Regions from separate parts of the Homo sapiens genome. Here region 2 is linked to region 1. A link is an interaction called in ENCODE POLR2A ChIA-PET data of the cell type or tissue named here. Cell type or tissue: GM12878. All regions are shown on one strand. Links, peaks and the distances in the headings refer to the core of each region. The heading gives the core; the rest is flanking DNA.

Region 1 (2,925 bases), core at 269-2,768:
TCTCTGTGGTTTCTTCTCATGCCTACCCTCTTTACCTCTGATTTGTTTTCAGTGTTGATTCTGGTCCTTCTAAAGCAGTTCAAAACTGTTTATATTTTCCCCTTCCATTTCTTAAGCATGCCAGCTCTCCTTTCCATTCACCATGGCTTTAATTCCTTTGAGAGGACAAAGGAAATTTAGTCTATTATTTTTATTTCCTTAAGTAATTCTCTTCTGAATATGTATTATTTGTCTTTCTTTTACACATCATTTTTTTCATTATATTTTTCTTTATGAATTTCAGGGAAGTCCCATTTTTCCTACTTCTTATTCATCTTTTATTAGACACAGTTTCATCTGGTGCTGATATTTGCCCAACAGCATTGGTGGATTACCATCATATCTGTTCAATGTTTACCTGATCCCCTTAAATTACTGTTCCTTACAACTTACGCTGGAAAGCTGGACACTTAGTGGTTGCAATATTTTTTTCAGTAATTCGGGTAACTAAGGACAGAAGAGAAGGTAGAGATAGGTGGTGAGTAGCTAAAGTTCAGGTATGGTTATGTTACCTACAGGCACTTTCCCAATTAATTTATGGATTCTCACTCCTGCCAATTCCATGAGGAAATTGTAGTCTTTCTCCTCCTCAAGGTGACAAGTTAACTCTATAGAAAGCCAGGGCAGTGTGAGGGCTCTTGGCTCAAAGACCTTTTGTTAGTAGTTATTAGAGTTCTTACTTATCTCTGTTTGGTCAGCTTTTCTCAGGAGATATTTGACTCCTAGGTACTCCTAGCCCTACCCCTCTCCCAACCCAGTTTCCTTGTAGGCTGCTCTCTTTTTGAGAGCAAGGCAAATAAAAATGTGCCTGATTAGGTCTCTCTTCCCCTGCACCTCCCTTACTTTTGGGTATGCAAGTGTACTCAGAGTAAAGATATGGCCCTCCAGTCTAATGTCTCTGAGAGTTCTTGAATAGGCCTTAAAATACTATAATTTATTTCCTAGTAACTTCATCATTTGAAACGAGGCTAGATCTATGTGAACTCTCTGTCTTTGCTGAAATGATCATTGTTTAACTGACAGATGTTCCTCTTAATATGTAGTATGAGACTGTGGCTGTTCCCTAGTTGATGAAGCATCACTATAAACATGGAATTTTCATAGACAGTAGGGGAATTGTGTGTTCTAATATGTATATGATTCATTTAGAGATCTTGTTTAAATTACAGGGGCAGGGCCTGAGAGTATGCATTCCTAATAAGCTCCCAGATTATGCCAATGCTACTGGCTGCAAACCACACATTAGTCAGGGCTCTCCAGAAAAACAGAACCAATAGAATATATATATATATATATATATATATATATAGAGAGAGAGAGAGAGAGAGAGAGAGAGAGAGAGAGAGATTACATATAGATATAATGTACACACAATCTCTCTCACTATATATAGAGACAGAGAGAGAGATTTTTTGTTGTTGTTGTTGTTGTTTTTGTTTGTTTGTTCGTTTTTTTTAGTAGAGTGGGGATTATATTTCACTATGTTGCCCAGGCTGGTTGCAAACTTCTGGCCTCTCCTGCCTTGGCCTCCCAAAGTGTGTGAGCCACTGCACCCAGCCCATATATGTATAAAGAGAATTGTTATAAAGAATTAGATCACCTAATGATGGAGGCTGAGAGAAGTCCCATGATCCAGTCCACAAGCTAGAGACCCAGAAAAGCTGGGGGTACAGTTTGAAGGCCTGAAAGGTGGAGAGGCAATGGTGTAGATTCCAGTCCGAGTGTAAAAGCATGAGAAACAGGAGCACCAAGGACAGGAGAAGATGGGTCCCAGCTCAGTCAGGCAGATCTAGAATTCAACTTTCCTCTGCCTTTTTGTTCTATTCAGGCCTCAACAGATTGGATGAGGGCCGGAAGAACAACGTGAGGTCTCCCCACACTGAGGAGGGCCATCTGCTTTACTCAGTCCACCAATTCAAATGTTAATCTCTTGCAGAAACAGCCTCACAGACACACCCAGAAATAATGTTTAACTAAATATCTGGGCATCCCATGGCCCAGTTCAGGTTGACAAAATTAACTACTATAGGTTATCTTCATGCAGCATCCAAAGGATGAAAGGGCTGAATAGCCTGGGCAAAAAATTAAAAATAATTAATAGCTAATATTTATTAAAATGTTGACTACATCCCAGCCACAGCACTAAGTGCTCTCTGTGGATTATCTCATTTAATTCTCACAATGGTCCTGTAAGGTACATTACAGTCATGCATCACTTAATGACAGGAATACATTCTGAGAAATTTATCAGTAGGAGATTTCTTGTTATGTGAACATCATAGAGTGTGCTTACACAAACCTAGATGGTATAGCCTACTACACTACACACCTAGGCTACATGGTATAGCCTAGTGTTGCAAGACTACACACCTGTACAGCAGCTTACTGTATTGAATACTGTAGGCGATTGTCACACAATGGTAAGCATGTGCATCTGAACATATAGAAATATAGAAAAGGTATAGTAAAATACAGTATTATAATCTTCTTGGACAACCGTTGTATACACAGTTCATTGTTGGCCAAAACATCATTATGCAGCACATGACTGTATTTTCATTTTATAGAGGAAGAAATTGAGGCACAGGGAGATTGGGTAACCTGAGATTAAACATTTAGCAAGTGACAGAATTGAGCAATCAAACTTCAGAACCTCAACTTGAAACATCATTTCCTGATGCAAACATGAGGACATATTGCTCTACCATACAGAAAGCAGCAGGGCAGCTGCCATGCTTGTATAACAACTATTTTTTTTTTTTTTTTTGCTTATTGAAACTGAAGGGATGTTGGGAAAGACAGACTGGGAGCTTTCTCTAAATTTTAATACAGCATCAGTGCTTCCTATAATGTCCAGGTTAGGAGAGAAGCAAATGGAGCTTTACT
Region 2 (2,925 bases), core at 227-2,726, 350 kb after region 1:
AAAATAAAATTAAAAAAAATTTATTGATAAAAGAATAAAAAATAGCATGCTTTTGGCCACTCTATTTGATAGGCATCATTTAAAAAACATAAGACTATAAGGCTGGGCATGGTGGCACATGCACCTGTACTCCCAGCTATTTAGGAGGCCGAGACAAGAGGGCTGCTTGAGCCCAGGAGTTCGAGATCAGCCTGAGCAACACAGTGAGACCCTCATCTTTAAAAAATATACGTAGTATAGATGATGTAAAAGGACCACCTTTCCAAATGAGTCAATTTCTTCCTTAATTTAATACATTCCTAGGTAGTAAGTTTTTAGAGAGCTAAACTAATTCCTTGCTATGTCTTAGGTTACCATTTATAAGTGTTCTTATGGGGGTTAGCTTCATTTTATGTACTAAACACTTATTTGAAAGGATCGTTGCCTTTTTCCATGTGCTAATTTGTATAGAGAGTTTACGTATTGTGGGAATTTAATTTATTCCTGCATTTTATCCAGGAAAATAGAGCCAGATGCTTTTGGACACTTGTTATTTGCTTTAAATAAGATATCAGGTTAAGATAAGAAAAATATATTGATTGGATATTGCGTCTTCCTCTGGAGAACGTAAAACCTTTCACGTCCTACATCTCATCATACCTTACAACTTTAGAACAGACTCTAATAAAAGGAAAATGTTTTAACTGTCCCTTTACTTATAGAGGGCAGGGATGGGAAAGTGCACTCAATTATACTAACAGAGCTCTCAATTAATCTAAATTCAAAGCGAAGGCTCCTGTTGTGGATCAGGGACCCTGAATAAACATGCTTTCTAGGAGACTTCACCGCCAGGTTCCAAGAGAGGTCACAGTACTCCTGCACTCCTGATGGCAGACCCTTGGATTCCATTGCAGGCAGTGACACACCAAGAGTAAGAGGAGCTGGCTTCAGCCCTGTCCACGTGTGTCTGCTGGCTCGCCCTTCTGTCTGGCATCTCCACGCCCCTCCTCTTCCGGACTCCCTTGCATGACCTTCCAAACAGAATGAGCTGTTCTTCCAAATATGACCCTAACTCATTCAACAGCTGGAGGCAAGAGCAAACTAGAGCTCATGCAAAGGGTATTAGCATTGAGTCTTTTTTTTCCCCCTCTTTCTCTCAGACTAATAGATATTTGGAAAATTCATCTAAAAACCTTTTTTAAAAAAATTTCATTCATAAAAATAGCCAAGGGGTTTCTCAGAGAGTTTCCTTTTAGCAAGTCTTTTGGAAGGAATAAATGTCTACTTTATTATTTTTCCTTCCTGTGCCTGACCTCGGAGAGGATTAGAGGGTCTGGGCAAGGAGAGGAGCCTCACACCCAGCCACCCACACTTTTCCTTCTGACGAGACCCACCGCCATGCCATGCTCTGTACAAGTTCTCTGGAGGAACATAAGAGCCACCTTATGTGTGAGGGAATAAGACCATGCTTTGAAGAGCCAGACTTTCTCCTTTTACTTGCTCTTGAAATTGTTTTCACTCTGATCTGCAAGTCAAAGAAATGATCTATTATACATGTAGGGACCTCAAAATCTGTTTGACTCTGTGCAAATAAGGTACAGTCCCTGCCTTCTTCCTATAGTTTTCTTATCACTAGGGGACTTGAAAAGGATTTAGTTCAACAACTGAGTCAGCATGAGCTCACACAAAACAAATCGTTTCACACCAATGTCAATTTCTTTCTTTCTTCCCCCCCGCCCCCACTTTTTTATTTAAATAATTCGGTCAGGGAAATCCCACATGCTTAGTATCATTTTGTCAGCAAGGTACATGACAACTCTGGTCACAATAGAAAGTCGTTTAGTGAATTAATGTCAACTCTGGAAAAAGTGGCTAATGTGTCTTGGGGAGTTTGGTCCTTGCCTGTACACCTGCCTGAAGATCACAAGAGTAAGAAGGACAGGTAACACACACTGAATGACAGGATCAGAGGTTAGCAATATCTCAGAAGCCTGCCATATGAGCCAAACCCAATACAAAACAATTTAGCAATATTAAGTAATTATCACATTTTGTACTTCAATAAAAAATTTAATATCATGACTTTGCGGTAGGAAAGGCCAAGTTTAATGTTGGTTAAAAATAGTTTGGAGATTATATTTGTCTGTCTTCAATATGATGTTTCTTTCAAAATATCCCAAATAATCTGAATTAAGAGTAGAAATAATATCTACCATTTATTGAGTACCTACTATCTGCTAAAATAACAAATTTATAATGAAGGTGTAACTATTCCCATTTTACAGATGAAAAAAATGGAGGAGGTTAAGTAACCAGCACTAAGTCAAAATGGCTAGCAAAGATCAAAACCAACATGTTAGCCAATGTTAGGCAGTTCAAGTCCTTTCCTCTGTGCCTGAAATGAAAGAAATTTTCCAGGAATTTTGCATTGGTTATTCATATCAAGTATAAAAAATGTTATTCATTTCAATGAACCAAAATTAAGTCAAGACACTTAAGGACTGTCTAGAGGAAAATGACCAGGATAGGAAAGAGTCTGGAAGCCATGCAAGAAAAGACACAGATGGTAAATATTTAACATGAAAAATAGAAGATTTGTGTGGGATATAGGAGATACCTTCAAATAATGAAGACCTGTGGTCAACTGGGGCAAATATTTTAACCCCAAATAAGTTCTTCAACAATAACAGTTTCATTACAAATAAGGGAAGAGAAAGTGCCCAAAATGAGCATTCTCAGTCACTAGATGCAGAATCAGAAAGCCACCTGCCAGGGCTGTTATTGAGTGAAATTCTGACTTTGAAAACATTTGGCCTATACGAGGGATTCTTAATCTGATATCCATGGAAGAACTTTAGGTAAAGTCTTTGAATCCCTGGAAATTATATGAAAAATTGTATATGTGTTTTTTTTTCTTGGGAAATGGTGGATATATTTCTTCAAATC

The links. Peaks named below come from ENCODE experiments on the same cell type or tissue, not always from the same donor. Only the 100,000 strongest peaks of a DNase experiment are listed, where the experiment ranks them.
Region 2: POLR2A ChIA-PET joins it to region 1 with 5 read pairs; 4 of 35 experiments call an interaction of 5 or more read pairs at or near these places.

What each region holds. Positions count from the first base shown.
Region 1 is chr12:92,121,244-92,124,168 of GRCh38, forward strand. All of the region lies in intron 1 of LINC01619 (long intergenic non-protein coding RNA 1619), which reads right to left. Among named protein-coding and RNA genes, the nearest start is that of LINC01619, 20 kb to the right of the region's middle. In GM12878, for the core only: no CTCF peak of the experiment used is centred there; no DNase peak of the experiment used is centred there; H3K4me3 peaks cover 184 bases.
Region 2 is chr12:92,469,075-92,471,999 of GRCh38, forward strand. All of the region lies in intron 1 of LINC02397 (long intergenic non-protein coding RNA 2397), which reads left to right. Among named protein-coding and RNA genes, the nearest start is that of LINC02397, 3.9 kb to the left of the region's middle. In GM12878, for the core only: no CTCF peak of the experiment used is centred there; DNase peaks (open chromatin) are centred at 1,722 and 2,672; H3K4me3 peaks cover 826 bases; H3K27ac peaks cover 2,430 bases.